3 separate regions of the Mus musculus genome follow, and regions 1 and 2 are each linked to region 3. Evidence: chromatin loops called from intact Hi-C (ENCODE). Cell type or tissue: left cerebral cortex. All regions are shown on one strand. Links, peaks and the distances in the headings refer to the core of each region. The heading gives the core; the rest is flanking DNA. Region 1 has its middle 120 kb from the start of 1700027H10Rik. Region 2 has its middle 1.6 Mb from the start of 2610316D01Rik. Region 3 holds the start of Pcdh10 (protocadherin 10).

What was found. Peaks named below come from ENCODE experiments on the same cell type or tissue, not always from the same donor. Only the 100,000 strongest peaks of a DNase experiment are listed, where the experiment ranks them.
Region 1: it touches region 3 in a loop (4-fold over the local background); 2 of 42 quality-filtered maps call a loop at or near these places.
Region 2: it touches region 3 in a loop (7-fold over the local background); 4 of 42 quality-filtered maps call a loop at or near these places.

What each region holds. Positions count from the first base shown.
Region 1 is chr3:45,550,891-45,561,745 of GRCm38, reverse strand. No RefSeq gene overlaps it. Among named protein-coding and RNA genes, the nearest start is that of 1700027H10Rik, 120 kb to the right of the region's middle. In left cerebral cortex, for the core only: a CTCF peak has its summit at 5,821 (motif pointing left); a DNase peak (open chromatin) is centred at 5,811.
Region 2 is chr3:43,778,001-43,788,855 of GRCm38, reverse strand. No RefSeq gene overlaps it. Among named protein-coding and RNA genes, the nearest start is that of 2610316D01Rik, 1.6 Mb to the left of the region's middle. In left cerebral cortex, for the core only: CTCF peaks have their summits at 4,516 (motif pointing left) and 5,692 (motif pointing left); a DNase peak (open chromatin) is centred at 5,657.
Region 3 is chr3:45,370,268-45,381,122 of GRCm38, reverse strand. It overlaps Pcdh10 (protocadherin 10), which reads right to left and starts at 2,725. Exons shown (of 5, transcript NM_001098172.1): 1 at 1-2,725. The coding sequence starts at 1,870. 2610316D01Rik (RIKEN cDNA 2610316D01 gene) reads left to right here and starts at 2,863. Exons shown (of 9, transcript NR_045172.1): 1 at 2,863-2,981. In left cerebral cortex, for the core only: CTCF peaks have their summits at 4,973 and 5,182; DNase peaks (open chromatin) are centred at 3,955, 4,538, 4,933, 5,139 and 3 more places; H3K4me3 peaks cover 3,401 bases; H3K27ac peaks cover 3,046 bases.

The DNA of each region.
Region 1 (10,855 bases), core at 1,394-9,393, 180 kb before region 3:
TGTTTTTAATTACATATGTGAGTCTGTGTTGGTAACCACAGACACTAGAGGTATTCGATTCTTTTGGAGATAGAATTGCAGGCAGTTGTGAGCCATCCATGGTTGATGCTGACCACCAAACTTGAATGCTCTGGAAGGGTAATACATGCTGTTAATCACTGAGACAGCTCTCTAGCCATTTGTTCTCATTGCTAGAAAAGTATTGGGCATCTTAAAAACTGCATGAAATATCTAAACATATAATTTCACACACAAAAATTCTAGAATATTCTACAAACTTAATTCTGCAATTTTATACATTCATGCTTTTTTAAAATTATGCTTCATTGAAAATCTTAGTCTCAAACACGTATCATTTGTAAAGTAGAACATAAGTACGAGATTAATAGGGAAGCAGTACTGTTCTTGCTTAGCTGATAGAGTATAGAAATAAAGAGGGCGGATTCTTTCATGTGACAACAAAGTTGCATTTGAAAATATTCATTCTCAAAAGAAAACTGTCAGTGTCAGTACCATTCGTATGGCATCACTCCAGCTTTCAAATGCTACAGTCCCTGGTGAAGCCCACATTCTGGTGTTTTGTTGCAGATCTGCATGTTATTTTACAGTCTCAGAGGACAAATGTCTTTTTATAAATACATGCCTCCTATTTTTATAGTAAAGAGTCATGTAATAATATTCACAAAAAAAATTTTACAAGCTTTAGAAGAAAGTTGACCATTCTTATCCTTGGTTTTGGCTCATCTAAGGAGACACTGAATACAAAATGATTTCTTATGAAAAATTTAAATGTGCATGCTGTGAGCTAGAAGGATATATCCAGATATATAGAAGAAAAATGTCTTGTTTGTGTTGGTGTTAAATATATTTTGAATATATTTGATATTTATTCATCATTTATACTACTGAAGTATATCGTAACATAACTATGCATGTACACACAACAAAAATGTAAATTAAGCAATAACTGAATGCTTAGAACAAATCATATGATATGTGTACATGTAATAGTCATCAAAGTGCCTGGTATATCAACCAATTGGGCAGAGTTAGATATATAATTAAGTAATACCATGATGATTAATATAAGGTCATCAAAGAAGGTGATGAAAGGACAGAAAACTAATTTTAAATAAAAGAATGATGATGGTCTTTTGTCAAGTATATGGAGAAATCAGACTGCCAGGAATTTTGTTGGAGAATATAAGATAAGGTAGTCAAAGCAAAAAGCAATAAGTATATTCAACTCCTCAAAAATTGACAAATACATTTACCATAGTAATTCCCCTTTTGAGTATGAGTATGTATGCAAAATCCTTACATAGTAATATACACGCTATAATTGAAAATAGCCTGGAATCAAAAGTAGAGATAACCCAAGTGTCTCTAGGTAGAAGAAAAGATAAAGAAATATATCCTATGCATTCAATAAAATATTACTTAGCCTTGCAAAGGAAAGATGTCATGACACATACAGCATGAATATTGATGAAATAATTTAGAGGCAAAAAACAGCTAAGTTTCAAACTTTCTCTGTTAATTAATTAATTAACTAACTAATTAATTAATTTATGAGTGTGGGGCACAAGTGTTAATGACTTTGGAAACAGGAAGAGATCTTTAGACCCCCTGGAGCTGAAGTTACAGATTGCCATGCGATCTGGTCCAGTCAGCTTGACAAGCCCAGAGGCTTAGAAGCTACTCACTGAGGCAGAAGAGTTTCACAGAAACTCGCTCCTGGAGTCTGGCGTTCTCTCTAACCCATACATTAATATTCCGTTCCCGCGTTAGTCTAGTGTATGGATCCACGTGCTCTCCTTTAGTATTACCCTATCATAAGTGCCTTTTAAGATTGAATTCTGACATAGCTAAAGCCAGTGTTCCAACAGTCCTAGAACGTCCTTGAGCAAGACCTCGGGCTTGGAATTCAGTACTGCCCCTAGTATTACACTATCACCTTGAGTAAAAGTTAGGTCACTGCCCTTCACAGGAATCTACCATCACCAAGGAAGAAAGAAGTTTCTTACCGTAGGAGAAACCAAAATAGATACTTAGAACTATAGCTGAGTTACACGCATATACAGGAATTTACAATGGTTTAGGAAGTAGATCGGGCTGTGGTTTTAGACTATTGCATTATTCATGAAATGGTTAGATAGAAAGGAACTCCCTAGTTAGAACCATGACTTGGGTGTGAAAGACCTTGCCCTAGGAGTGAAAAGATCTCACACCTGGCTTCTAAGACTATAGCTGACCTTAGATAGGGCTGACTTTGTCTCAGTTATTTTATTGCCCAGTTCCTTCCAGTCTTTGCGTTTTCATTCCTCTGTTCTGTGTAAGAGTCATTTAGCATCCTGTAACCTCATTTGTACCTTGCAGGTATGTCACCCAACTTCCTTATTGTCTTCTGTATAAAAAAATCTGATGCTCGATTTGACATTACATTCAGATCCAACACAACCTCTCCTGTGTGCATCTGTCTGTCAATCCTACGCTTTGCCCACCCACGACTAGAGACCCGTTCCACACAGACAAAGGGACCCAGAGGGTCTGCAGCAACAGATATTTGCAAGACTCCTGAAAAAGATACTGGGAATTGAACGTGGGACCCTTGGAAGAGCTGCAACTGCTCTTAACAACAAAGCCATTACTGTAGCCCTCAAATAGTATTTTATGGGCCATTATGTTGAATCATGTCATAAAGCACTTGGCAAGTAAACATGATAATTTGAGTTTAATCTCAGGATCCCACACTCAGAGAGAACTGACTCCTGAAAATATTCCTATGGCCTCACGTGTACCTATGCTGTGCTACTCTTGTGTCTGTTTCATATGTACACATGCCACACACTTGTCACAGATGTGTGCACACACCACAAATAAAAATAAATGAAAATAATTTCAGAAGACTATTAATTTTATTCAACACACATAGAGTAGTCAAACTCATAGAAAAAAAATTAGCTGCAGATTGATATTATAGAGAAATGGTTATCAACCTGTAGTTCACAACCCCATGGGGTCAAAAGACATTTTCACCTAGGTACCCTATGACCATTGGAAAATAGTTTATTTACATTATGGTTCACAACAATAAGAAAATTGCAATTAGGAGGTAGTAACAAAAATAATTTTTTTTGGTTGGAAGTTCCACAATATGAGGAAGTATCTTGAGGGATCACAGCTTTAGGAAGGTTGAGAAACACTGATACAGACTTTGCAAGATGATAAAGTCTAGAATTGGAAGTATATGACAAAACCATTTAAAGAGGATAAAGATTGCTAATCTGTGTGCTAGGGGTTGTTAAGAGTTTAAATACTGGGTGTCTTTTCAAACAGAATGCTATATTTTAAAAAATTAAGTAACAAGAAACACATGATAGTAGCATCTATGACAAAGAAGACAACATTTGAGCATATCCACAAGAGGGGGAAGAAAAACCTGAGGTCAAGGAGTCTCAGTCCAGGGAGGTCTCACCGTCTTTTGAAGTGAATGATCAAGGGCTTTGATGTCACACAAAAAGTAAAATAAAAATCCAATGGCGAGTACTTGGACAGTCAACCTTGGGGGTTGATGCTATTTGTTTGCTAGCTGGACCCTGAACAATATCCACACCCACTTTGCACTGCACAGTGAATTCTTTTCATAATGCATATCCTGATGCTGAGTGTCAAGGACACTACTTCAGGAAATATAAGTTCAATGAAAAGCGGGCTATTCCTTTGCTGTCTTTGTGGGGCTTATATCCATATTATGTATAAGTGGGATACAAATGTCCCCACCACTACCAAAATTGAACAAGGTAAAGTAGAAGAGACATGAGAGGGACACAAATGTGTGAAACTACTGAAAGGGTTAGAGGTGCTTAGGTGGAGAGACATTGTACAACAACAATGGAGGAGGAAGAATCAACAAATAATAAACCCAAACAAAAATAAGTCAGTCATACATTAAATACCATGCCTTTGATCTCCAGCACTCTCTGAAGATAGGCTACTCAGCCATCTTATGTCATTTATACTAGCTCAAAGTTTTGGTTTACACATGTATACTCATTAGGTGTTCAGTAAAAATATGATTAAAAATCATTCAACACTCATGCTGGATTATTGCAAACTTGATTTGCAAGAATGGAAGACATTTCTTAAAAAGATATTCCCATGGGATGGGTGGAATCTTGTTGTTGTAGCATCATGACAGACTACAAGGTAAATCAGTCTACACCACAACATTTAATTGTGCAGCCTTTTGATTCATAAACAAACAACTATTTCAGGCTAATGTCTAATTTCTCCTTGCTATTTTCCCCGTGTTAGCTGTAAAATCATGCTTGACTTCATATAGCCATTAGTTAAATGAGCAAGAAACAAACAAAACACATCTGCATGTTGTTAGTATTTTCAGTTATATTCAGCTCTGATCCTGTAGAAAAACATATTGAAATAAAATACTACACAGTTCACCTACACACACAAGAATACACACACACACACACACAGAGATTGAGAGAGAGAGAGACAGAGACAGAGACAGAGACAGAGACAGAGAGAAGGAACTGTAATTTAGTTTCCAACAGTCTTATTCTATGCTTACTGGATTAATTAATGATTAAAATCAGAATATATTTGATTTAAATGGCAATGGCATTCCAAATAAATCATAAAGCAAAGTATATCTACATTGATAGTCAGTGCCCATGGATGTTCACAGTCATCCATTAGATGGTCCATAGGGTCTCCAATGAAGGAGCTAGAGAAAGTACCCAAGGAACTGAAGGGGTTTACAGCCCCATAGGAGGAACAACAATATGAACTAACCAGTACCCCCAGAGCTCCCTGGGACTAAACCACCAATCAAAGAAAACACATGGTGGGACTCATGGCTCTAGTTGCATAAGTAGCAGAGGATGCGTTAGTCAGTCATCAGTGGAAGGAGAAGCCCTTGGTCCTGGGAAGGTTCTATGCCCAGTATAGGGGAATGCCAGGGCCAGGAAGCAGGAGTGGGTGGGTTAGGGAACAGGGGTAGGGAGAAGGGGATACAGGATTTTTGGAGGGGAAACTAGGAAAGGGGATAACATCTGGAATGTAAATAAAGAAAATATCTAATAGTAATAAACTTTTCACTAGATAAATGTTCTTCTTAGTTTTCTTGAGAATCTTTTAACTATCTGAGGCACTCACTTCTCTGGTACTCAATAGAGTCCCATAGTCCTATCTCTGAAAAAAAAAAAAAAAAGACAAACTACTTTAGAATTCACAATTTCTATGCTGATTCTAAACATCTTTCTGTCCAAATTATATAAGTAATGTCTCTTTTATATTATTGAAATTAGGTTATGGGTAAAATTCATCATCCATGGTACATATTTCTGCAAAAGGTTTGTGTGGTATTTTTCAAATCAAATCTCTGAAAGATGTAATTAATACCTTTTCCTTTTCAGAAGAACTTAAGAAACTTTTTTAAGTATGTTGCAGATTTAGTGGTAGACATGAAACACTGAGAGCAAAGACAGATGACAGTTTTCAAAAAGGTAGGATTTGGGGGGATTGTTTTGGGCTTTTTTTTTTTTATTATTTTTGTACACCAGCTTCCAGGCTGTAATACACAAGCTGTACTGTATTGGACTTAAATAAAACGGCATATAGAACTCAGGGTTAGACTACATAATTCTTCCAGACAGCTTCATTCAAAAGATGTGGGTAACTTATCATCTGAAGGCTGCAGAATAGGGAGAGAGAAATCACTGCAGGCCTGCACCTATTCTGAGATCAGGCATCTCTGGATTAGTTGGCCCCAGAACTTTGCCACTCTTCCCTCTAGTGGCTACCACTGCAATTGCATGTTTGGTGTAGCTACAACAGCCAGGATAACAGCATATATACATGAAAGCATTCTGTTAGGGAGGAATGTTATCTGAGTGTTATTCTACAAGTAGAAGACTTTTATAGGTGTTTTATTTTCAGTATAAAATTCTTGTAGAACCTTAGGAATAAGGTTGTTTCTAAGTTATTTTAACTTTCCTTTACATTTCATGAAATGTGTAAAAGGCTTAAGAACAGGACTGTGTTTGCTACTTGTAGCATTATCTTACTGAAAACTGCTTGCCTTTATCTTGACTGCAGAGTCTCTCCTTTGTAAAACTACAAAATCTTAAGTGAATATTGATTAAAAATATTGTATGTTGAAAAAATGAAGTATATGGGAGGACTTGTAGGAGAGAAAGAGAAGGGAGAATGATGTAATTTTATTTTAATCTAAAAAATTACTATTTGGATTGCATGTTTAATTCGTACACAATCTAGAAAGGTTGATATGATCTTTTCTGACTCATTAGAAATTCAAGTGTGATAAATTCTGTTTTGTTGACTATATTATGTGTAATATATAGAAAATAAAGCTCACAGGCAATTGATTTTGACAAGATCAGAAAATCTGTCACTGTAAAATTAAAGCCGGGTGCCATAATCAAACCTAAGTATATTGGCATGAATCTTACTCAAAAGTGAATAGATTGCATCTGTTCTACATTATACAGACTCTAGTCTATCAGTAGAAAGACTTTAATCAAATCATTCACGTTTAAATTAGAGCCCCACAACTCTGCCTGCTTTCCTGGAGGCCAGCTGTCACCAAAGGAAGGAAGGAAGCACCCCTCCACCACAGCCCCTGCACTTGCCCACCAAATCCCCTGAAAGCACACCCAGCAGCAGTAAACTGCACCTTGTGCCTCATATCCTGCTGCACAACTATGCCTGCCTTCCTTGAGGTCTGCCAGCATCAGAGACAGGGAAGCTCCTCCCTATAACCAGCACCTGCCTGCAACTTCCCTGCTAGCACTCTCAACAGTGGCAAATGGCATCCCATAGTCTATGTCCCTTTTCTCACCCCACAATACCACCTGCTTCAGCAGAGACCAGTCAGCACTAGAAACACCAGGTAACTCCCCAACCCCCAAATCTCTGCCTGCCAATTCTATTGAAAGCAAACCCAGCAGTGGAAAGCTGCACCCCATACCTGGAGCTCCATATCCTGCTCCTCAATTCTGACAGTTTTCAGAGGTGTGCTCATACCAGGAACAAAAGGTAAGCCTACACCCGCACAGCCACTGTCAGCCAACTCCTCTCAAAGCTCACCCAAAAGTGTTAAACTGTACCCCATACTCTCTGATCCATCTTACATTCCACAATTCTGCCTGTTTTCCTGGCAAAGAAAAGGCAGAAGGAACACACGGGAACATCTCAGAGTAAAAGGGCTGGAAAAAGATTTCCAAGCAAGTGGACTCAAGAAGCAAGCTGAAGTAGCCATTCTAATATCTAAAAAAAAAAAAAAAATAGACTGTCAATCAAAATTAATCAAAAAAGTTGGGAAGGATACTTCATACTCATCAAAGGAAAAAAATCTATCAAGATCATATCTCAGTTTTGAATATCTATGCCCCAATTTCAAGGACACCCACATCCCTAAAAAGAAACAGGACTAAACCTTAATCACACGTCAAACCTCACATATGAATAGTAGGCAACCTCAACACTCCACTCTTACCAAAGAACAGGTTATCCAGACAGAAATGAAATGGAGAAATAATGAAATTAATAGATGCTATGAATCACATGGACTTAACAGATATCTACAGAACATTTCACCAAAACACAAGGACTATACCTTCTTCTCAACACCTCTTGGTACCTTCTCCAAAACTGACTATATACTTGGACACAAAACAAGTCTCAACAGAACACCATTGATTAAAGCTGGACTTCTACAACAGCAGAAGCAAGAGAAAGCCTACAAAGCTCATGGAAGTTGAAAAACTCTACTAAATGACCCCTGGGTCAGGAAAGAAACAAAGAAAGAAACAAAGACTTTCTAGAATTCAATGAAAATGAAAACACTGTTAAACTAATGGGATACGATGAAAGTAGTGCTATGAACTCATAGCACTAAGTGTGTTCATAGGGAAATTAGTGGGATCTCATAGTAGTGATATAAAGTACATCTGAAAGTTGTAGGGCAAAAAGAAGCAAACACATGGAATAGACACCAAGAAATAATCAAACTCAGGGCTGAAATTAGTAAATTAGAAACAAAGAATAATACAAATAATCAGCAAAACCAAGAGCTGATTCTATGAGAAAATCAGCACAATAGACAGTTAACCAAACCAACTAAAAGGCAGCAAGACAGAATCCAGATTAAGAAAATCAGAAATGAAAAGAGAGACCAAAAACCCAGACAGCCAGGAAACCTAAAGAACATTAGGTCTTACTTCAAACACCTGTACTGTACAAAATTGGAAAATCTAAATGAAATTTATGGTTTTCTTGATAGATACGACTTACCAAAATTAAATAAAGATCAGGTAAACTGTTTAAACTGGTCTATAACTAGTAAGGAAAAAGCAGCAGCCATTAAACATTTCCCAACCAGAAAATGCCCAGGGAAAGATGGTTTTATCACAGAATTTTACCAGCCTTCCAAAAAGCTAATACCAATACTGTTCAAATCATTCTACAAAACAGAAATAGAAAAAACACTGTCAGGTTGATTTCAGGAGTCCAAAGTCACCCTGATATCTAAACAACAAAAAGACTCAACAAAGAAAAAGCTTCAAACAAATCTCCTTTATAAACATTGTTACAAAAATATTCAACAAAATATACATGAACCTAATGCAAGAATATATCAAAAGCACCATCCATATGATTGGGAAGGCTTCAACCAAGATAAGCAGGGATGTTTCAATATGTGCCAATACATCAATATACCTTACACCATAAACAATCTGAAGGGAGGGAAAAAAAAGAACATGACCATCTCATTGGGTACTGAAAAACCCTTTGACAAAATCCAACACCCCTTCATGATAAAAGTTTTGGAGAGATCATGGACACAAGGTTCACACTTGAACACAATAAAGTCAATATACAGCAAGCCAACAGCTATTAACAAGTTAAATAGAGAGAAATTTAAAGCAATCCCAGTAAAATCAAAGAATAGACAAGGCTGTCCACTCTCTCCATATTTACTCAACAAAGTAGTTGAAGTTCTAACTAAAGCAGTGAGACAGCTAAAGGAGACCAAGGGGACACAAATTGGACTGGAGGAAGTTAAAGTAATAGTATTTCCAGATGACATGATAGTATATATAATTGATTCCAAAAATTGTACCAGGGAGCTCCTATACCTGATAAACAGCTTGATCAAAGTGGCTGGACACAAAATAATTAAAAAAAAATACTAAAAGTCCTCCTATATACAAATTAGAAATGGGCTGAGAAAGAAATTAGGAATATATCCCTCACAATAGCCACAAAGAATATAAAATATCTTTGTGTAACTCTAACCAAACAAGTGAAAGGACTGTATGGCAAGAACTTCAAGTCTTTGAAGAAAGAAACTAAAGAAGATAGCAGAAGATGGAAAGATCTCATATGTTCATGGATTTGTAGGCTAACTTTAAAAATAGCCATCTTACCAAAAGCAATCTACAGATTCAATGCAATTCCCATCAGAATTCCAAAACAATTCTTTACAGACCTTCAAAGAAAAGTAGTCAACTTCATGTGGAAAAGCAAAAATCCCAGAATAGATAAAAATAAAATCTTGTACAAATAAAATAACTTCTTGAGGCATCCCTGATCCCATGCTGTACTACAGAGCAATAAAAACCTCATAACATTGGCAGAAAAACACAAAGGTTGATCAATCAAATCTAACCTAAGATGAAGAAATAAACCTATAAAAAACTATGAACACTTGATTTTTGACAAAGAAGCAAAAAATTATACAATGAAAAGATAGCATCTTCAACAAGTGTTACTGGACTTACTGGTTGTCTACATGTAGAAAATGCAAATAAACTGCACAAAACTAAAGTACAAATACTTCAAAGACCTCAACATAGAAGTGGATACACTACACCTAATAGAATAGAAGGAGGGAAATAGCTTTCAACTCATTTGTACAGAAGACAACTTACTGAACAAAGCACCAATGGCTAAGATGCGAAGTTCAACAACTGATAAATCAGACCTCATGAAACTGAAAAGCTTCTGTCAGGCAAAGGATGCTGTCAATAGGACAAAATGGCAGTCTACAGACTGGGAAATGATCTTCACCAAGTCTGTATCTGATAGAGAGTTAATATACAGAATATAAAAGGAACTTAAGAAATTAGACACTAATAACCCAAATAACCAATTAAAAAATGGAGTACAGAGCTAAACAGAGAACTCTCAGCACAGCAATATTGAATGGCCTAGAAACACTTACAGAAATGTTCAATGTCTTTAGTCATCAGAGAAATGCAAATCAAAATGACCCTAGTAAGTGGAAATTTTACACAAGTAAGAATGTCTAAGATTAAAATCTCAAGTGTCAAAATATGCTAGCAAGGATGTAGAGCAAGGGGATCTCTCTTGCATTGCTGGTGGGAGTGCAATCTTGTGGAACCACTTTGGCAATCAATCTGGCAGTTTCTCAGAAAACTGGGTATAGTTCTACTTCCAGAACCATCTATACTACTTCTGGCCATATACCCAGAAGATGCCCCACTTTATCACTGTAACACTTGCTCCACTTTCTTCATAGCAGCTTTATTCACAATAGCCAGACCGGAAACAAGCTAGATGTCCTTCAACTAAAAAACAGATAAAGAAAAGGTGGTATATCTACAAAATGGAACACTATTCAGCTATTAAAAACAAAGGCATCATGAATTTTGAAGACAAATGGGTTGAACTTGATACAATCACCCTGAGTGAGGTTATCCAGACCCCAAAGGACATGGATCATATGTACTCACTTATAAGTGTTTATTAGCCATAAAGAACAGGATACCCATACTATACTCCT
Region 2 (10,855 bases), core at 1,034-9,033, 1.6 Mb after region 3:
ACCAGTACCATTTATTGAAGATGCTTTCTCTTTTCCACTGTATGTTTTGGCTTCTTTGTCAAAGATCACTCTCCAAAGGTGTGTGGGTTTACTTGTGGATCTTCAATTCTACTCCATTGATCAACCTGTTTCTGTTTGTTTGTTTGTTTGTTTCTCTGTTTGTGTTTATCACTAATAGTGCTTTGTAGTACAGCTTGAGTAAGGGATGGTGATTCTGCCAGAAGTTCTTTTATTGTTGAGAATCGTTTTGGCTATATGTTTTTCTCTTTTGTTGTTTATCTATATGAGGTTGAGAAACATGCTCTTTCCATCACTTTGAAGAATTGTGCTGGAAATTTGACGGGAATTGCATTGAATATGTAGACTGCTTTGTTAAGATGATCATTTTCACTATGTAAAAAGTACCAAACCATGAGCATAGGGTATCTTTTCATCTTCTGAGATCTTCAATTTCTTTTTTCAGAGATTTTTAGTTCTTGTCATATACATCTTTCACTTGCTTGATAAGATACCAAGATATTTTATATTTGTTGGTATTTTGAAGAGTGTTGTTTTTCTAATTTCTTTCTCAGCTTGTTTATCATTTGTGTACAGGAAGGCTACTGATTTGTGTCAGTTAATATTATATCCTGCCACTTCGCTGAAGATGCTTATCAGCTGTAGTAGTTCTCTGTTGGAATTTTGGGAGATTCTAATGTATACTATCATATCATCTGCAAAAAAATTATATTTAACCTCAGAAGAAATATATTTCCCTAGATTTTGGAAATTCTTTTGCTTTTATTCAAACATTTTCTCCCTTGTTATGGTTTATATTTCTTATATGCCACAATTTTCAGGTTTGGGCATTTCCATATTCCCCAGATAACTTCTGTTCTACTGTTTTGGTATTATTATTGTTTGCATGCTTGTAGTAGTTGTTGTTTTAATCATTAAACTTCACTAAATTATCAGTTAACCTCTGTAACCTTTCTCATCCCTCATACTCTGACTCCTTCTCTTGATGATACTTTACAGTGAAGTTTTAATTTTGTTTGTAACGTTTTTCATTTCTAGCATCTTAACCATTTGGGTTACTATCAGAAATTCATCTTTGTATTCAATACTTAACATCTTAGATTGGTTTATTAGTCGTTAAATTCTTTGTTTTATTCTCTTAGGAAGCATCAGTGTCTCTTTTAAGATTTTGAACATAATTTTAATCTTTTTTTCTATATTCATCAAGAAATTCTTTGACATTGTTCTTACTGAGTGCTACTACTATGGTATTAGTAGATTGATGGAAGTTCTGTTATCCTTGTTGTTCATGTTGGTTTATTTTGATGCTATTGGACTTCCACATAAGGAGTTGAGTTTTTGGTTGAGTTTTCCAGTCACACATTTATATTTATGTTAAATATAACTTAAAATTAAATTCTACATTATATATTCTGTTGTTATAGTTCCAATGATCACAAGGAGGCTAAGTCATTGTTGGGTTTAGATGGGATTTTCCTTTGTAAGAATGATCTTCAGGGCCAGAGAACTGTGTACCTAATTTTGTTTTGTGTGTCTAATACTTCCCTTAGCCAGTTTATACCTCTCTACTGGATCTGAAAACTGCCCTGGAATTGTGGAATGTCCTGTGCCTGATGTCTTACCTGGATCTGTTGTTGATCATCTCTTTGTTGGAACTTCTAGTTCTGTCTGCTTTAAGTGTTGGAACTTCCATAGGCTTTAGCTTGGGTCAGGTCTGGTTCCCTCCCTGATCTGCAGTTTCCAATGCCCTCAAAATACATTTTCTAAATTAAATAACATATGTTATAATTTTAAAAATATTACCAAAGTGATTTACGTTGATTTAATTTAATCCCTATCCATGTGATTTCTTGAAATAATTAGCATAGAATTGCTTTTAAAATATATTTTAATTGAAATAGAATCACATAATTTTCTCTCTTGAGCTCTTCAAGGTAGCTTCCCTCCACCCTCTCCCATGCTACCCAAATGTCTTATTGAGGGCCTGCTTAGCCCATTTATATTGTTTGTTTGTAATTTGTTTAAGAGCTGACTGCTTTGCAATGAACAAACAGTAAAGGATTCCATTGCTGGTATAGGCTAATTCTCATTCTCCCAACAGCCATTAGTCCTATAGTTCTTTGCCTATGGCAATTAATTTAAAATCTAGAGAAAATTATACCCATCTCCTTCAGCATGTCATTTGGCATTGCCATTATTTATGTATTGTTCATGCTTCCATTTCTAGGAATGACTTGTTCCATGGTATATTTGCTAGTATCGTGAACTTACAATAGTTCTATCCCCTCTTCTGTGTTATTCTTTGAACCAAAGATTCTAGAGCTATGTTGTCTGCATTGGTGCTGGGATACTTAAGATCTCTTGATCTCAGCATTATGTTTAGTTGTGGTTATCTGTGATGGTCTCCATTTGTTATAGAAAGCCATCTTTGCTGAGGGGTGTTAGTTACACTTATCTGTGAACACAAGATTAAGAATTAGGATGTAGTTAAAAATTACGTTGGAGAGTAAAATCACCTGGATCCTTGGGAGCTCTCATAGACTGAAACACCAAGCAAAGAATGTAAATGGGCTTGGCCTTATTCCCTCACATATATGCAGCAGATGTGCAGCTAGGTCTTCATGTGGGTCCCCCAGCAACTGGAGCAGGGTTTATCCCAAAAGCTGTTACCTCCCTTTGGAATAGGTTTTCCTAACTTAGCTTACTTGTCTGGCATCAATGGGAAAGGATTACCTAGATCTGAAGAGACTTGATGTGCCAGGGTAGAGGGATGCCTGGGGGAGCAGGGCTTCACCCTCTCAGAGAAGATGGGGATGGGAAAGAGGATGAAGGAGAGACTGTGTGAAAAGGAGACCTGAAGGTGGGGCTGCATTTAGGATGTAAGGTGAATAAAAATTTGTTGTCTTAAAAGAAGAGAGAGAATTATTTTGGTTCAACATAATGGCAATAGTGGATTATTTTTATGTTCTATGACTTCATTAGTTTTCTTAGGCTGGCTAAGTCTCCAGTACTAGGCAAGATTTCCCTCCTGTTGTGTGAGTCTTAAGTCCACCTTTATATCTCTCTGTCACTTATTCTACTTTTCCTGATAACTCACTATATTAGTCATTTTTATGGTTCAGACGTATGGCAACTAGGAAGGATTTCTTAATTACTGGCCTCTTTTCAGAACTTATATATGGTTTTTAGGTTACTATAAAAGCTAGAATACAAGAAGAGGACTTAACCTTAGATTCTTCTTGAATCATATGAATTCTGTGTCCTAAGGGTATGGTATCTTTTCTAGTAGCAGCCAACTGTAAACCCCTAAAAGGCAATCAAGGGCTACATTGAAAGTCTGTAATTTGGGGAGAGGGTAACGTGGACTTCCATATAAATGAAGGTTTTTTTTTTTTTTTGTTTGTTCTTGATACTAGGGATTTTGTTAAAATGTGGTTCTTATGGGAAACTAAGTAGCTAAATTGTAGTAACTTCCTTTTCTTTACACTTGTATGTACTTGTGTGTAATGTTAGGTAAATATAAAATAACATGAAGCTTAATAAACAACCACAACATTATATATTTCTCACCATTCCTCTCATTCTGGCTTAGACACCCATTTTTTCTTCAATTAGAGAATTTTTCCTAATTTCCTTATGTAAAAGTTTTAGAAAAATATGAAATAATTATACCCGGCTTACTAATTTCCTAAAAAAAGAGAGAATTGTTGATTTATTTTTTTTTTTTAATTTACACCATGTGTCCATACCTGCATGTAATTTTTATAATTAAAAATTAACCTGATAAAAGTCAAGGTTAAAATTACAGCGTTTTTGAATTTTCAATCTGTTGTACTTTTAGGAATGCATGAAAATATTGAAGTCCTTTAAACTCTTCTTACATGAATTCCTCATTAAGTAATAACTCTTCCATTTGAAGCACCCGTGGACACAAATACTTACTATATGTCAAAACTTACATATGCTCAACTGCTAACTGATTAGAGACACATTTAAGATAGTTATCTCTGCCAATTCCATTGCATGAATTAGGAATAAAAGTACAGAAATACTGTGATATTAACTAAAAGATACAATGGAAAAGAAAGACAAACTTACAAGTAAGACTCTATAAAGTGAACAGGGTATATTTAAGAATGAGTATGCATATACACCTACATATGCACATGAAATAACAATTAATGACAAAATATTAATTGAAAGACCTCAATGGGAGCCTGGCAATTTGGGAAATTTTGGACAGAGTAAAGGGAATGAAAAAATGATACTATAGTTTTGAAGTTATAAAAAATGGTTCAAAGCCATCCTATTTTAGCATTTTCAAAAGTTAGCAGTGTATATATAAATGTTTTCCTAAAAACTAATAAGTTAGGGATGGGAGAAATATTCAGTGTTAAGAGCACTCGATGCTCATGAAGAGGTTATGGATTCTGCTCTCCAACTCAGGCTGTAATTGAGTCAGTGCCCTCTTCTGGCATCCACAGGCACCACACACATGCCTCAGTAAACAAAAGAGAACAATAAAATTTTCAAATCACATAGACCTGAAAGGCTGATCATTTCTGAACACAGTTATTAAAGAGAATTTTCAAATATAAAAATTGTTTAATTATGAACCTATCGTACAAGGGGGTGATACTGTCCACAGGAAGTTTTTTCATCTTCCATTCAGTGAATCAGAAGAGATTTTCACATATAATATGGGATTTTTCTCAATTTGAAAATTAATGAAGATGTCAACAAATTTAGAAAACTCAGTAAATTAGGGTTGTATTTGATCAAGATTCCTTTACTAATATGAATAAATTATGGCACCTATTAATTAGTCAAATGTATTTTAACAAATCATGACACCAAAACTTTGTATGTTTTTAGCATGACAGGTGTTTTCTTACATCTCTCAGGGACTGGGACTGGGACATTTTTCTACTGAAAAGCGGCTGTCAGTGTGCTTCCTTCTTTATTCTCCTGTGTCTGTTAAAACATTAGATATTTACAGAAGTACTATTTATTTCTGTAGGAGTATTGAAGGGTTATCACCCTCAAGGTCAGAGGCACAAAAATCTTTTGGGTGAAAGTCTGACAAATGCTGCTGCTTTGCACATTTTCATCCTCCACGGCTGAACAAATGAAAGAAACTGGCCTGGCAGATTATCTCATTACTGAAGCAGATCTGCAGATATGTTTAAAGAAGACATGTCCACTTCTCATTTTCCAAGAAAATAAGGGACTGAATGATGGACAATAATTATATTTTCTTAGAAAAATAATTAAATAGTTATCAGCCTTCGTAGTTGAGAAATTACTGACAGTTTCAAAAACATTTTTAACATTGTATGGTCAAACTAAAGTTTTAAGGTCTCAGACTGAAATGAGATTCGTACCTTTATGCGCACCCCAACACATACACACACACACACACACACACACACACACACACACACACACCCTTCATTTGTTTGACAGTCCCTATCTCATAACCCAACATTTAAATGGAAAACAGAACCAAGAATTATTGGTTTCTCTTGAAATAAGCAGGATCAGAGCTGCAAGGTATTACTGAGGATGCAATGAGCAAGCTTTGCAAAGATTATCATTTCCTGCATGCTAATGTCTGCGATCACAGGCTAGCCTGTGGCTTTGTAGAGTTTCCTGAAGAGCTATGCTGCCATCTATTGACTATGCAGATGGCATCCAATGGTGATGTTCATGAGAGAGCAACATTTCATTGTAAAATAAATCCTGGAAAATTAGGTGTTTCTGAGAAAGATCTACATTATATGGTAAGTATATGACATTCAAAACAAATTATACAGTTTACTACTTTTAATAACAAGGGTTTATTACTTCAAGCTTTCTGAATTCTATAGTTATTTAAAAGTATTGCATGCTAGCCATTTGCAAAATTTATGAGTAAACTCTCTGTGCTCAGACACTAGAATGTTGGTATATTCTGTTGATTTACTCCATTGAAGGGGATGAGTATGCAATATTAATAATGGAAAGTATAAATTTAAATTATAACAAGACCCCACATAGGCAACTTAGAAAACCATCATTTCAAGAGATGTGAACAGACAATTATGAATAAACTGGATATCTGCAGATTTTTACTTTTTTTCTTTCTGCATGTTACATTGGGCTGACAAGACATATAGTTGTTTTAGATTCTATCCTGGTGGCTGTATATCAAAATGATTCTAATAAGGCTGAGCAGAAAATGATTACTCTTCTCCATGTTCTGTTTGATACATTTTGTTTTGATGTTGTTTTAAGACTAGCTCTCATTAAGTCCAGGCTGGTCTTGACCTTGGCATGTAGCTGATCCTTTAGACTTATCCTTCCAAATGCTAAACATATAGGCTTACTTCCAAGCTTGGCTTATAACATGTGGGAAATTGAAACCAGAGCTTCAGGGATATTATTAAATCATTTTATCTATCTGTATTATTTTTCCATACAAATAAAATATATGAATATGGAAATCAAAGTAAGGTGAAGATGAACAGGAAAACTAGTATAAATGTACAAAATACAGCTCTGTGTTTGAGATGTAGCCCACTCTTCCTAGACTATACTATTCCTGAACTCAGCAACTCTGACTCATTAGTGTTCACTTCTTGTCATCTCTATTATAACATACAATGTGACCAGAAACAGCTCTGGGCAGGCATACCTGAACAAGAAAAGCACATCTGAAGCAACATGTAACTTTTCAATAGTTTTGGATAGGCCTTATTCTGTTCTAATTTTATTGGTTGAGGATTGTATATGTACATTAAATATAACTCCCCTACAGTTACTCCTCTATCCCTATGAATTCCTTCTCAATTTAGTGGGATTTCCTTTTCTTCCCTTCCTTCTTCCCTTTTAAGTCAGAGTCAGTATGTGCCAGGTGTAAGACCATCAGCGGCAGGATGGTTAGACTCTAAGGGGTCTCATCTTTGAAGAAAACCCAATTTCCTGCAGACATCATTGTCAATAGCTCAAAATTTCAGAGTGAAGCTTCCTATGTCTTCCTTTCCATGCTGAGATTTTGTCTGGCTTGAGTTCCTGCAGATTTTCTGCATGAAGTCATGAGCCCTGTCATTTCATGTGTGCAGGGGTTCTTCTGGGTCCAGATTTTTAAAAAAAAATGCTGCTTTGATGGAGACCTCTACTACCTATTTTTTAAATAATCTGTCTTCTGTGATGGTCTCTGAGCATGGAAATCATGTGATATAGGTATCTAATTTATAGCTAAGAACTCTATACTTTCATTTTCTCTGCACTTTGGTCATCTGTGAATCTCTGTGTTAATCTCCATCTCTGACAAGAAGCTTCCCAGAGGACAGTTGAAAACAGCTATAGTTAGAAAGCTGCTAAAGTCCAAGTATTCTGGGATTAAGGTGCATCTTCATTCTGTCCTTCATTCCCAGCAATTGGAAGTGACATTGCCTCAACATGATACGTGTAAAATGAGCACACCTCCCAATTTACTGGAAATTGGACCAAAAAGAAATGTAAAGTGGAGGTTTCTGGTCCATTTGATGGTATGGGCCTGCCAGGGCTTAAACATATTAACTTAAGTGATGTAGCTTGTGTTTGTATTTGTCATTGATAAGAGAACTCAGTCTGTTTACTTTGAATGATAAACAAAAATCAAAGAATCAGAGATGAATTATTCATATGAACTTAAATAAAATAATATCAAGAGACATTCAAGATTTCATAATGTAGAATAGTGATGTTGAGTTTGTACAACAAGACAGGATAATTCCAACTATATCATTAACTTGTGTTATATCTGAAGGGTGACTGGAGCAGCTTCTTCTATTCTGAGAATTGTGTCTATTAATGCACAAATAAAATACTTTCATTTTGCATTTTAAATTTATTTTCCCTTTTATATTGAATGTAGATTATTTTCTCATACATTATACCCTGACTATAGTTTCCCCTCCCTCCACGTCTACCATATGCTCCCTTAGTCCCCTTTCCTCTTAATCAACTACCTATTTGACCTATTCGAAAAGAAGAGCTTTCAAATATATAACCACCGTTACAAAATAAAACATAATAAGATAAACTGAAACTATCACATCAAAGCTGTACATAGCAGCCCTACAGGAGGAACAGATTCTAAAGAGCAGATGCAAGATTCAGAGACCCACAAGTTTTCACACTCAGAAATCCCATTAAAATGCTACACTGAGAGATATAATATGCTCAGCAGACCTGGTACAGACTCAAGCAAGTTCGATGCTGGCTTCTTCAGTCTCTATGAGTGCATATGTTCTGTGCTTAGTTGACTGAGAAGGACTTTGTTCTCCTGGTGTCCCTTATCTCTATTTGGCTCTTATACTTTTACTGCCTCTTCCTTTGCACAGTTTCCTGAACAATAGTGGAAGGGATTTGATGGAAATCAATCTCTCTCTCTCTCTCTCAATCTCTCTCTCTCTCCTCTCTCTCTCTGTTCTCTCTGTCTCTCTCTCTGTCTCTCTCTCTGTCTCTCTCTCTCCTCTCTCTCTATCTCTCTGTCTCTCTCTCTGTCTCTCTCTCTCCTCTCTCTCTCTGCCTCTCTCTCCTCTCTCTCTGTCTCTCTCTGTCTCTCTCTCTCTGCCTCTCTCTCTCTCTGTCTCTCTCTCTCCTCTCTCTCTCTGTCTCTCTCTCCTCTCTCTCTGTCTCTCTCTCTCTGTCTCTCTCTCTCTGCCTCTCTCTCTCTGCCTCTCTCTCTCTGTCTCTCTCTCTGTCTCAACCTCTCTCTCTCTCTCTCTCTCTCTCTCTCTCTCTCTCTCTCTCTCTCTCTCAATCTGTTTAGTGTCTGTCTGTGTCTCCACGTTTGTTCCCATTTATTACCAGAGAAAACTTATCTGGTGATGTCTGAGTAAGGCATTGATTTACAAGTACACAAAATCTCATTAGGAATCATTTTATTAATACTTTTGTTTTAAACTAGTAGTGTTTGGCATCTCCTTAGTTCTCTGGGCTATCTAGTCCCTAGTTTTCAGTTCCTTTTCAGGGAGTGTCCCTTAAGTTAAATCAGACATTGGTTGGCTAGAGCCACAAGATTTCTGCCATGATTGTCTTAGCATATGTTACAAGCAGGCCGGATTATAGGTCAAGGTTTTGTGGCTGTGTTGGTATTTGTTTCTCTTCTAGCAGCCTACAGAAGAGGTATCAGATCAAGTTTATATGTTCTCTCTCTATCTAGATAATTTAGCTTTGTTATCACTTTCTTAGTGACTAATGTTCCCTTATAAGTGAATACTTATCCATATTTATCTTTCTGAGTCTGTGTTACCTCAATCAAAATGATCACCTCTCTCTCTCTCTCTCTCTCTCTCTCTCTCTCTCTCTCTCTCTCTCTCTCTTCAAATAATCTTTCCTAATTCAATTTATTTGCCTGAAAATTTCAGGGATGTTATTGTTTTTTAACAGCGGACTAATACGTCATTATATAAATGTACTACATTTTCTTTATCCATTCTTTGGTTAAAAGACATGTAGGTTGCTTCAAGTATCTGGCCACAATGAACTGAGAAGCAATAAATATGGTTGAACAAGTGTCCTTTTGGAAGTACGGAACATCTTGGTCATATGCCTAAGAGTGGTATAGGTGTGTCTTGGGATAGATAGATGCCTAACTTTCTGAGGAACTGCCATATTGATTTTCATTCTAGCTCTACAATTTGCACTCCCTTGCTGTACATTTTCAACAGCATGAGCTGTCACTTGTGTTATTGATCTTCCATTGCTACAGTTGTAAGATGGAATCACAATGTAGTTTTGAGTTGCATTTTGCCAATGGCTAAGAATGTTGAAACTTTTTTGTAAGTATTTCTAGGCAGTTTGAATTTCCTCTATTGAAAAGTCTTTCCTTAGTTTTGTACCCCATATTAAAACTGGATCATTTTATTTCTTGATGTCTAGTTCTTGAGTTCTTTACATATTTTTGATATTAGCCTTATATCAGATGTGGAGTTGATGAAACTCTTTCCCATATGTAGACTGACATTTTGTTCTGTTGACAGTGATCTTTGGCTTACAGAAGCTTTTCAGTTTCATTAGGTTCTATTTATTAATTGTTGATCTTAGTACCTTTGGTATCAATGTTCTTTTAGATAGTTGTCTACTAGGCCTTTGTCTTCAAAGATATCATCCCACTTTCTTTTTGATCAGGTCCAATGTAACTGGCTTTAAGATCAGGTCATAGATTTATTTGAAATTAAAGTATATTGTTGTTGTTGTTTTTGTAAGTATGGAATATTTGCATTCTTCTGCATGGAGAATTTCAGTTTCACCATCATTTATTGAAAATGTTATCTTTTTTAATAAAAAAAAATCAGGTGTACATATGTGTGTGGTTTTACTGCTGGATCTTCATTTGGATTCCCTTGAATAATATATATGTTTTTGTGTCAAAACTATGTTGTTTTTATTACTATATCTTGATAGTGCCACTTGAAATTGGGAAATGTGATACCTCTAGCATTTCTTCTATTATTTCTCTATTAATTTCTTCTATTATTCAGTATTGTTTTGTCTGTCTCCTCGTGAAGCTAAAAAATGTCTGAAACACCAAAGAATCCAGTCAAAAATAGGGTATAGAGCTAAACAAAAATTCCACAATAGAAGAACTTGGAATGGCTGAGAAGCACTTAAAGGAATGTTCAATGCCCTCAGTGATCAGGAAAATACAAATTAAAACAACTCTAAGATTCTCCCTTATACCAATCAGGGTGGCTAAGGTGAAAAACTCAGGTGACAGCACATGTTAATAAGAGTATGAAGAAAAAGTAACATTCCATCATTGCTGGTTGGATTGTAAATTGGTACAACAATTCTGGAAATCAAT
Region 3 (10,855 bases), core at 1,777-9,776:
TGCCCCGCACTATGCTGTAGGTGAGCCTGGCGTTCTCGCCGTCGTCCGCGTCCACTGCGGCCACACGAGTGAGCAGGTAGCCGGGTTCGGCAGAGCGCGGCAGCACCTCGCGGGCTGGAGTCCCGTTGCGCCCCGGAAGGGGCGCCACGATGGCGGGGGCGTTGTCGTTCTGATCCACTATCAAGATGTTGACCGTGGCATTGCCGGCCAGCGCCTGGGGACTGCCGGCGTCCCGGGCTTCTACTTGAAAGCTGAAGTCCTTGATCTGCTCATAGTCGAAGGATCTCAGGGCGTACAAGTAGCCGTTGTCTGAGTTGATGGACACGTAGGTGAAGACACTCATTCCTTGGATCTGGCACTCTAGGATAGAGTAGGTTAATTTTGCATTGGCCCCTTCGTCGCGGTCCGTGGCGCTCACCGCGTAAATGTAGGCACCCGGCACATTGTTTTCTGTCACATACACGTCGTAGACCGGCTGGCTGAAGCGCGGCGCATTGTCATTCACATCTGACACTTGAACCTGGATCGACTTACTGGTGGAGAGTGCAGGCTCGCCCCGGTCGCGGGCCACCACGGTCAGGGTGTAGGAGTCCCCAGCCTCTCGGTCCAAGGGGGCTTCGGTCACGATAGTGTAGTAATTCTTGAAGGAAGACTTGAGGCGGAACGGCACGTCTCCCAGAAGCTCACACTGCACCTGCCCGTTCTCCTCTGAGTCCCGATCGGTCACGCTGAACAGAGCCACCACCGTGCCAGGGGCCGCACCCTCGCTCACCGCCTCTTTCACTGTGCTGAAGCTGATCTCTGGTGCGTTGTCGTTGGCATCCAGCACTCTCACCAGAACCTTGCAGTGCGCAGGCACAGCATTGGGACCCAAGTCCTTGGCTTGGACATACACCTGATACACTGGGCTCTCTTCATAGTCCAGCTCGCCGCTCACCTCCAGCCGGCCGGTGCGCGGCGACAGTCCGAAGAGCTCCCGAGCCCTGGGTGAAATGTGACTACTGAACGAGTACACGACCTCGCCATTCTGGCCTTCATCAGGGTCGGTGGCATTAAGCTGGATCACTAGCGTGCCAGGGGGAGAATTCTCTGGTAGGGAAACTGTGTAGACGGGTTGGTCAAAAGCGGGCACATTGTCGTTGGAGTCGAGCACTCGGATGGTGAGCAAGGCCGTGCCAGTACGCTGCTGCTGGGGGGGCAGGCCGGCTCCCCCACCGCCTCCCCCTCCTTCCCCTCCTCCTCCCCCTCCTCCCCCGTCCACCGCGGTCAGCACGTAGCGGTGCACCGCTTGCTGTTCTCGGTCCAGTGGCTTCTCCAGGACCAGTTCGGCGAATCGGTTGCCATCTCCCTGGGTCTGTACGTCTAGCGAGAAGTAGCTATTTGGGGTTATCTCGTAGTCTCGCAAGGAGTTGGTCCCCACGTCTGGGTCGAAGGCGCTCTCCAAGGGAAAGCGGGTGCCTGGCGTGGCGCTCTCTGAGATCTCCACTGTCAGGTCGGGCTCTGGGAAGGAGGGAGGGTTGTCATTGATGTCCAGCACTTCGATCTCCACTCGGAACAGCTCCAGCGGGTTCTCCAGAAAGACCTCCAGGTGCAGGACACAAGAGGGGCTCTGCTTACAGATTTGCTCGCGATCTATCTTCTCGTTTACGTACAGAACCCCGGTCTCCAGATTGAGGTCCAAGTAAGGGGTCCGTGAGTTGGCCACCGTCTGAAACCTGCGAGCTGAAAGTTTTGTAATGTCCAAGCCCAGGTCTTCAGCGATATTCCCCACGAAAGTGCCATGTTCCTGCTCTTCCTGCACAGTATAATGAAGCTGGGAAAAGACTCCGTCCACCATCCAGAGCAAGGCAAAGAATAACAGCACAATCATTTCCAAAAGGAAAAGGAAGCAGCTCCCCTGTAGCCAGCCAGCCACCCCGATCACCGCCCCCCAACCACCACCACAAAAAGAATAATAATAATCTAAAAAATATAAATAAAAGTGTGCTGCGTGGGGGGGGGGCTCCTGTGGCTGTATTAAAATTTTGATTCCTTTTGCTTCATTTTAGAGCGTCTCCAAATCGAGCCTCATTTTTCAATCTTAGCGCAGAAAGGGTGACAGATGTCCCCTATGCTCAGCCGTAATCTTCCCACTGACCAATTAATAAAATAACGATCATACAATAGTCAGCCTCCTTTATTCCGACAGTGTTGGCGCAACGCGGCGCTGGCAAATCCCAAGGAGGAAATTTCGATATTTCAAGACTGTCCTAGGTTTGTCTTCCTGCTGATGGGAGGAGAATGTGGAGGAGGAAGAAGAGGAGAAGGAGGAAGATGAAGAGGAAAAGAAGGTAGAGGAGATGCTGCCGGCACCACTGAACATGCCTCTTGATATCAACGGCTGGCAAACGCGAGCGGGGTTAAAGACAGCGAGAAAAATTTTTGCTGGAAAAACACGGAGCCGTTCTGCAGCATAAAACTTTCATTCTCTTCATTTCTCCGGATGGACGTTCCTCTTGTCATTTTCTTCCCTCTGTCTCTCTTTGCATCTCTTGGCTTTCATAGTCTTGTGTCTATTCTCAACTTCACTGGCTCTGGCTTTGCGTGAACACAACCAGCTATTTCTTTTCTGCTGTTTCCTTTGCAAGCCTCTCTCCCTCTAACCTGCCTCTTCTCCTCTCAGTCCATCCTGCCTCCTGCTTCAGCCCCAATGCTTGTGATCTCGGCTGGCAGTTTCTGAGCTCCGAGCGCTCCGCTTCTCTGTTTTTGCGCAGCGCCCTCATTCTGCCAACCAATCGCCGAGGAGCACCACCCACCGAGCGACTGTTCGTTGGCTAAAGTGGCCGTCAAGTAGTTACGTCACGCGGCAGCCAGGAGGGGCGGGGCAGAACGCTCGCTTTGGCTGCGGGAGTGAGTGTGAGTGTGAGAGCAAGAACAGCCCGCAGGTCCCGAGGCGCTTGCAGGGGACTCTGCCGCGGAAAGTTCCCAGTCCCCAGCCGCAGGTAATGGGCAGGGAATAAGAGAGGTTCCCCTGTTTGCATCAGCAAATACGAAAACATAATAGCAACAGCTGCGGTAGCCTCTCCAAGGAGCGGGGTTTCCAGTGACGCTAACATTCTTTTTTTCCTTTAAGGTGTTTTCCCTCCTGCTGATCGTGGAAAGAAATCACCAAGAAGAGGGGAAAGTTGCCCCGGGGCCGGTAGTCATGTAGGGGTTACCAAAGCAAGGGACTCTGGCAGAGATGCGCGCGGACAATTTAAATGCCGGCATAAAATGGCATGTGTCAATCAAAGCTAGAGGGTCAGAAGGGGAGGTGTGGGGAGGATAGACCAGGCTGCAAAGGGAGTGCGGAGGTGAATTCCCCCTAAAGCGGAGGGATTCAGACCAAGGGACTTGGGGCGACAGCTCCTATAGACGGGCAGATGGTTGAACGTCTACCCATCTAATGTCTACCCACAAAATGCTTGGTTACTAAATTAACTCGTTTGGGGACATTGCTTCGAACTGTGAGTACCCCAGTCAAGGACTGGGGGCTTCTTTGTAGTTTATGCATGGGAGCCCGCCATCGTTAAACCCACTCTAGGGCACCGGATCCAGCACCACCCATCACAGCGAGGCGCTAGCAATATCCCTGCGCCTCGCCTGGCCCCGCGCCAGGCAGCAGTGGCGAGCGCGGGCTTTTCTTTTCTTTTCTTCTTTTGCCTGATTTCTGTTTTAATTATTTATTTTTCTTTTACCCTTGGTGATCCATCCCTGCCTCCATAACTAGAGGGGGTGTGGGAAGAAGGTACATGCCCAGCCCGAAGACAGCTCTCTGGAGAATGACCGTGGGGTGGCCGCGAGGGCGGGCGGGGCGGTGCACACGCACACGGGGGATAGAGTGTGCACCGCTGCGGGAATCCACCGGCACGTTTGCACATTCCTGGTGCTGGCCCTCGTCCTCGCTGGCTGGCCACAAGCTGAGTTCGGTGCGAATCCCTGGGGAGCAGTCCGGGGATTCTGAGCCGCGCGCCTGACTAGCCACGGGTATCCACACGCCCAGTTCCCGGGAAGTTATAAGGCGGCGGGAACGAACTCTCCGCTGCTGGGAGAGCCCGCTGAATGCCTGTCCTTCAAGGATAAATATCGAAGAATACGTTTTAATACTTATCAACGTGCTGCCCGCAAGGAATAGGTTGTTTATTTTCCGGAGGAGCCGTTTAAGCCAAAGACTAGAATGACTCCCTAGAGGCTTCCCGGTAATGAATGACCCAGGAGTAACGCTACAGCAACCGAAGGGAAGGAATGGTACCACCCCTCCCCCTATACTGCCCTCCCCTCCCACCCCCCACCCCGCCCGCAAGGTACGCTACAGTGCCTTCTGGAAAGAAATTAGGAGTGCGCGTCCCCACGCGTGATTGACAGCGAGGCGTGCTCGGACCACTCGGGAGAGTCCGTGTTTAACGGCCTGTTCCCCTACCCCTACCACTTGCCTCTTGCGGAGAGATGGGTTCTACCTTTAAGAGGGTAGGTGGAAAAGGAGCCAGCAAACATGGCTAAGCCTTTTCCAGCTGCATTGAATTGACCATCCGCCAAAACCAAACCGCTACAGTTTAAAATGATTTTAGCGTCACGTCTGCGGCGGAGAATGAAGCGGCAGAGCAGAAAAAGGACCTGTGGATCAATGAAAAGGGGCTCAGAGTGTATCCGAATATTAATACACTGTGGCCATCTGTGCTTCCCGCCCCTCCCCCTCCCTTCAGAGCTACAACATTAAAATGCAATTTTTCTAGCACCCCAAGCTGACTCATCCGAAACCCTGGGCCTTTAAAAAAAAATCCAAACACGATGGTAATGCTTTAATGTGTTTATTTGTACGGACGGAACACTTGTGTGTCTGCATGTTTTCGTGTGAGAGACACGCTGCGGAATGACAGTGCAGATGTGCTGGCGGAGGTTTGTGTCTCGGAAAGGAGCTTGAAGTTCGAGCTGACTTAGGGCGTTTGCAGAACGCCGGCGAGCTTGCCGAGGTGGAGATGAGAACGTGAAGAGATGGCCAGATTTCCCTGAGATTTCCCTGTAAATAATCAGTGCATCCACTGTAACACTTGAGCCGCTTTTTTTTTTTTTTTTTTTTTTTTTTTTTTTTAAATGGTGGCAGCTGTGTTTGAATGGGGACCATTTCCAGAAACGTGGGTTGCAGGCGTCTCCTAGCGGCGAAAGCGGCATAGGGCAAGTGAAATGATTTTGCTGTGGAGCCCGCCTTCTGCCTTTGTAGGGTTTGCCTGCTGGGGGCTCTGCTGCATTCTGCAGGTCACGGAGGCCAGAGTCCAGGCCATCAAAGCAAAGCCAGGCTTCTCCACTGGTCCTGCCTCGCTGACTTTTTTGGTCTCTGAGGTGCCATCCCCTGGACTATAGGGGTGACAATGGAGTCCTCCTAGCCAAATAAAAGCGACCCAGGCCCTCTGCCCTCCCTGAGAAAACTCAAGCCAAGGAGGATTGCATGGGCAGTTTGCTCGCACCCAACATTTGCAGGTGGGCATTATAATAAGGTCTTTGAAAGAAACCAATCCTGTGATCTTGAGCTCAAAAACAGTACTTAAATTTTTCTTTCAAAAATGTCTTTTGAGCTAAACATGTATGTTTTCTGTCTTAGTCGCAATTAGGCAAATACTTTCCCCTCCACCTTTTCATAATCTTTCCTTGTTTACCCTTCTTTGAATCCTAGTGTTTAGTGAAGTCACAGTTATAGACCAGGTAATCTGGGGGGGAGGAAGCGGCTTCTTTGAAGTGCGGCGGGCTTTGTCCCTGGGCTCTGCCTTACAGCTGTGGGAGAAGCAAACAGGAGCCTGCAATCTGCCTCCCCCATCCTCTGAGCCCAAGGAGCACCAGCACTCTGTTCCCTAACAAACTGCATTCCTGGATAGGGGCGAGAAAGGTGTTTAATCATTTGTAAAGAGATAAAAATCAGCTTTCATGAAAATCTCGGGTTATATGTGAATGTGGTAGCTTTTTTTGTTTGTTTGTTTCTAAGTGAGGCAGAACAGAAGTAAGAAGGCACCAAGGATCTCCAAGAGCATGGAAACTAAATAATAGGGTGGCTTTCTTGTCTGCCACCTCTTACTGGAGAGGGCAGGAGAGACAGGTTTGTTAACTAGCTTTTGGATAAACGAATGTTTGCCGTGATTTAATATGACTGCAAAGCAATCTGTTTTAAAATCCTCTTATTATTGCACTGTGCTCAGAACTTTGAGAAAAAGTGAATCTGATGTTTTGCCATTTTTTTTTCTAGGAATTGGAAGGAATACTTCCAATTGCACCAGTAAGGAAGGCTAGAAACATTAGGTAGGACCAGGATTGAATTGGATGGGTTCCTGCCTGGGCCACTTTTACTCCCAACTCATAGTGTCAACAGTGTAGCTACAGGTTTTACAGATAGCCAAGAACTAGGTCCATACACACACTCTAGATAAATACAGCTTAATAGGAAAGCAAGCAAATCTTTGGAACTAAGCTCACAAACACAGTGACAGCTCTTAAAGCATATTTACAGCAAAAGGGAGAGTATGGATTAGAGCATTTGGAAACAATTGGTATTGTATGCTGCTATAGACATTTGAGTGACTAGTAACTGTCTAAGGCTCTGAAGCAAATAGAGAACAAACCAGGGAATCTTATTCTTGGGGCTGGACATCCCAGATTGTGTACTAAGTTCTACTGTCTTGATACTCAAAGTAGAAATGTACGACTGTATCTTGTTTAAGCTAGTAAGTATTGGCATGGCTTCACATTGCAGTGTCTTTTCATTCATCCTACAGGGCCAGTATTTTGTTAAACTCTAAACAGTGAATTAAAAGCACTGGATGGGCCGAAGCAAGCCTCTAATGCAAAATGACAAATTGCACTTAAGCAATACATGAGCAAGAAAATGATTTATGGATTTTTACAATGGTCCGAGCAAATGAAAGTCACATGAATTATACATCCTAATGCTCCAGATATCATTTTCTAATAATACATTTTCAGTTCACATACCATACTCTCTTTACTAGAAGAGAAATTGATCAGGGATATTTTTAAATTAGCCAAAGTCTTTGGATACTGTTGCTAAAGACATAGGGATGTATACTTCCCCTTGATTTGAGGATGGGGAACTAATAAATATCAAACAAACATTTTTGCCATATCCTTACACATTGTTATTAGAAGAAGGAAACAACCTTTTGAACATTTGCGCTGTATCATCATCTTTCAAAAGGGAAGCAACAGCTCTTACTTTGGCAGTTTTCATTGCCTTTTGTCTCTTTTTCTGGAAAAAAAAAATCAAATTCATTACCTCATCTTGCCCCTTTCTCCCATTGTGCTGGATATTGAAAAGTCTGATTTCTTTAAAATGTCTCTTGGCCTCTCCATATTTTCTTTATCCTATTTTTTTATGATAAAAATTCTTTAGTGCATTGGAAACATATGTGAGCTAATGAAATTGTCCTGCAACTCTTTGTGAGCAAAACATACCCCATGAGCTGCCTCCAATGATTTTAAGAATCATATAAACTTTTATATGGTAATAGTATTTTGATTTTGCAAACTTAAAATATTTTGTTCCATCTGAGATGTGATTAGCAATGACTCAAAGCATTTTCATTTAACTCTGTGACTTTCAAGTGGGTCTTTCTTGGTGTCACATGCCATTGTAAGTGAAGGCAGTGCCTTTGCTGGGCTGTATACTTAACCAAAGCAAACTGCTGAGCAGACAGAGACCTCTAGAGGTACAGTAAGATTCATCTGAATCGCCAGCATGCTTTAAATAAAGGAGAGAAAAGAAAAAGAAACAATAAAAACAACAAAAAAGAAAACACTGAATCCCACCTTCTGCCTTCCACAACATTAACAACCACTCTTACTAAAAGATTACTGAAATCAATGATGTGATTAGGATTGTAAATAAGAAGTACAAGGCATCAGATTTTAAAAGCCAGCTGCGCCACTAACAGGGAGATGTGTGCATTTTACTGATGGGACCCAGAGGCAGAAAATGAAGCTTCAAACACTGGGGTCGATACAGAACAATTTCAAAAATTAATTGCAAGTCTTGATTAAGTTTATATGAGCAAGAAAGAAATTCAGAAAGAGCTCCGCCTCTCTCTTCCCCAGTGGCCTGAGTTCTCATTTGACACAGATAGAAATCCAGCTTGGTCCCAGCTCTTGCTAAGGAAGCATAAATTGTTTTCTTAGGGGAAGTCCCTTGATCTTACAGATAGAGAATAAGATGACTCAAATTGTGATTGAGGTTATAAACCATACAGCTCTGTTCTGAATCATTTGAAAATAATCTTAGACAAGGGCTGTATGGAAATAATATCCAAAGTGGCTTCAGAATTGCATTAATAATTATAATTACAGCAATAAATCACAACAGAGAGTGAATCTAATACTTCAATAAAAAGATCCCTCAGTCTCACTGACTTGTTAGTGAAATTCATTATTTAAAGAAACTTTTTCCCTGCACTATCCTATTTAAATGGGTTAGCAATGGACTATATTCTACAGTGCTTGATTTCACTGGATTGTTGTGGATATTAAGATGAATGCAACTAATTACTTTTTTTGAAAAGTACAGATATTTATTTTCACTTCCCAGATTTCAGAGCTGTAACCACCCCTCCACTTTAGACAAGGCCAAAGAGGATGACTAAAGAACTCATGAAACCACCTTTCAAATCCAGGTCTTTTGATATTTCTGCCCAGGCTCATTTTACTATCACATGATATCTGAAATTTATTTTGAATTTTGAGGTATGGTCTCACTATGTTGTCCAGAGTAGCCTGAAACTCACTACGTGGACCAGGTTATATTGTAATGCCATCTGCCTCTGCCTTCCAGGGGCATGTATCAAAGTCATATGTCCACATGCCTAGCCAACCCCATGGTATTCCCGAAGCCCATCTGGATGAGTGGAATTCATGGTGAATTTTTCTTACTTTTTTTTTTTAAGCGTTTTGAATTTACTTATGCATGCATTCATGTGTTGAACTGATTTCAGTTCTAGTCCTACCCTAGTGAAAAACAGCTTACACGTCACTGAATTTAGTTATGAGGAATCCAAAGAGGCGTTTAATAAAATGTATCACTGAATCAAATGTGAATATATTTTCTTATAAAAGTAAGGGATTATAAGTAGCTCTAGTTTCTTCTTGTGAGATATGGCTGACATGATGATCATATATTTTAAGGAAAAAATAGAAATTGATGAGGCAAAATATTCCCAAAAGAAGCCATCTCTGGTTCATTTGTTATTGAAAATTATCAGGTTGACCAATGGCCTTGGAGATGGATTTTTCTTTTGCTCCCTCAGTTCATCATACATTAAAAGAAAAGGAAAACAAGAGATAGACCAGCTTTATAGGATACAAATCCTGGTATTAACTTAAATATATATTTTTAGACTAGTCTTTAATTTGAAAATGCAAATATATTTTGTAAAAAGACATTCTTGTTTTATTTTGCAGTAATTTTTATGCTTTAAAAACATTTATAAAGAAAAATTTCAATTTGTTTATTGTAAAATTTCAAAATTTATTTGATCCAGGAAAATAAAATATCAATCATAAATTTGAAAAGAAAAGTGTAATCAAAGAAAGAGTGTTTTCATGATGCAGTCATGGTATGTGACATTTCCAGTAATTTTCTTGGTATGAAATAACAAGGAAAAAGGAATCATGTTTTCTGTAGAAATATACTCAGAAAGTTAGAATATGAACAGTGTAAATTTTGTACTGAGTTATACATTTCAGTTCTGATGCCCTTTGATCTGTTGTGGGAGATGATATGGCACATTACAAAGATGAGAGCCTTAGGAACGGAAACTGTCCCTTGATTCTTCAAACATTTGAACTTCACCAAACTACTTAACTTCTTTGAAGTCTCTTAATATTTTCCCTCCCAAATTCCTATGAAAATGTGATGATATGTAGATTGTGAGTCTTTATCTGAAATGACACACGTAAAATAATTGTAAAGGCACACAGAAGAGTCCCAACGTATGCTATTAGTAAATAAAGTTGTATTGAATCTTGTATCTCATACACTGATATTTCCTGAGAAAAATGGACATAAGTTTCTCCAAGGATTTGTTTCTATTCACTAAAGAGGCACCCAAACTGGCTTCCATTGTGTACATTTCACAGGAAATTATCATAGGACTATGGAGGCTGCATACAAATAATAAAAGAATAAGTCGATGCTAATTAAAATATTACCTTTAAACCATGGAAATCAGTCAGAAGCCCTTTCAAAATCATATTGCTTTATTTTACATTTATATTGCTTTCCTATGAAAAACTTTAAGGTCTTCTTTAATTCACATTTGTACAATGAACCTGATTGTATACGCATTAAAACATTCATTTTGATAGGGAGATAGTTAATTGTTGAACTAAATTATTTTTTTATGCTTACATTTGTTGACATTTTAATATTACAGTATCATACTGTTTTAAAATATTCATTTGTAGTCTAATTCATTTGCTGAGTAGTATTTAAAATTCTCAATATTAAAAACAGCTTGGTCTGAAAAGATAATCTGGTAAAATAAAATTAGTTCAAAAAATTACTACTTGCTAGGCATGGTGGCCCATGCCTTTAAATCCCAGCACTCGGGAGGCAGAGGCAGGCGGATTTCTAAGTTCTAGGCCAGCCTGGTCTACACAGAGAAACCCTGTCTCGAAAAAAAATGCCTACTTATCCACTTTAAAAAGCAGGTGTGTTTGACTTTCTTTTGGGGATCTGCCTTATCACTTTCTACTATGCTACTGAACATTATAGTGTTCTACTTAACAACATGACATAACTAAAAAGACTCAAAGTATGGACTGTAGATATTGTCATGAAAATGCT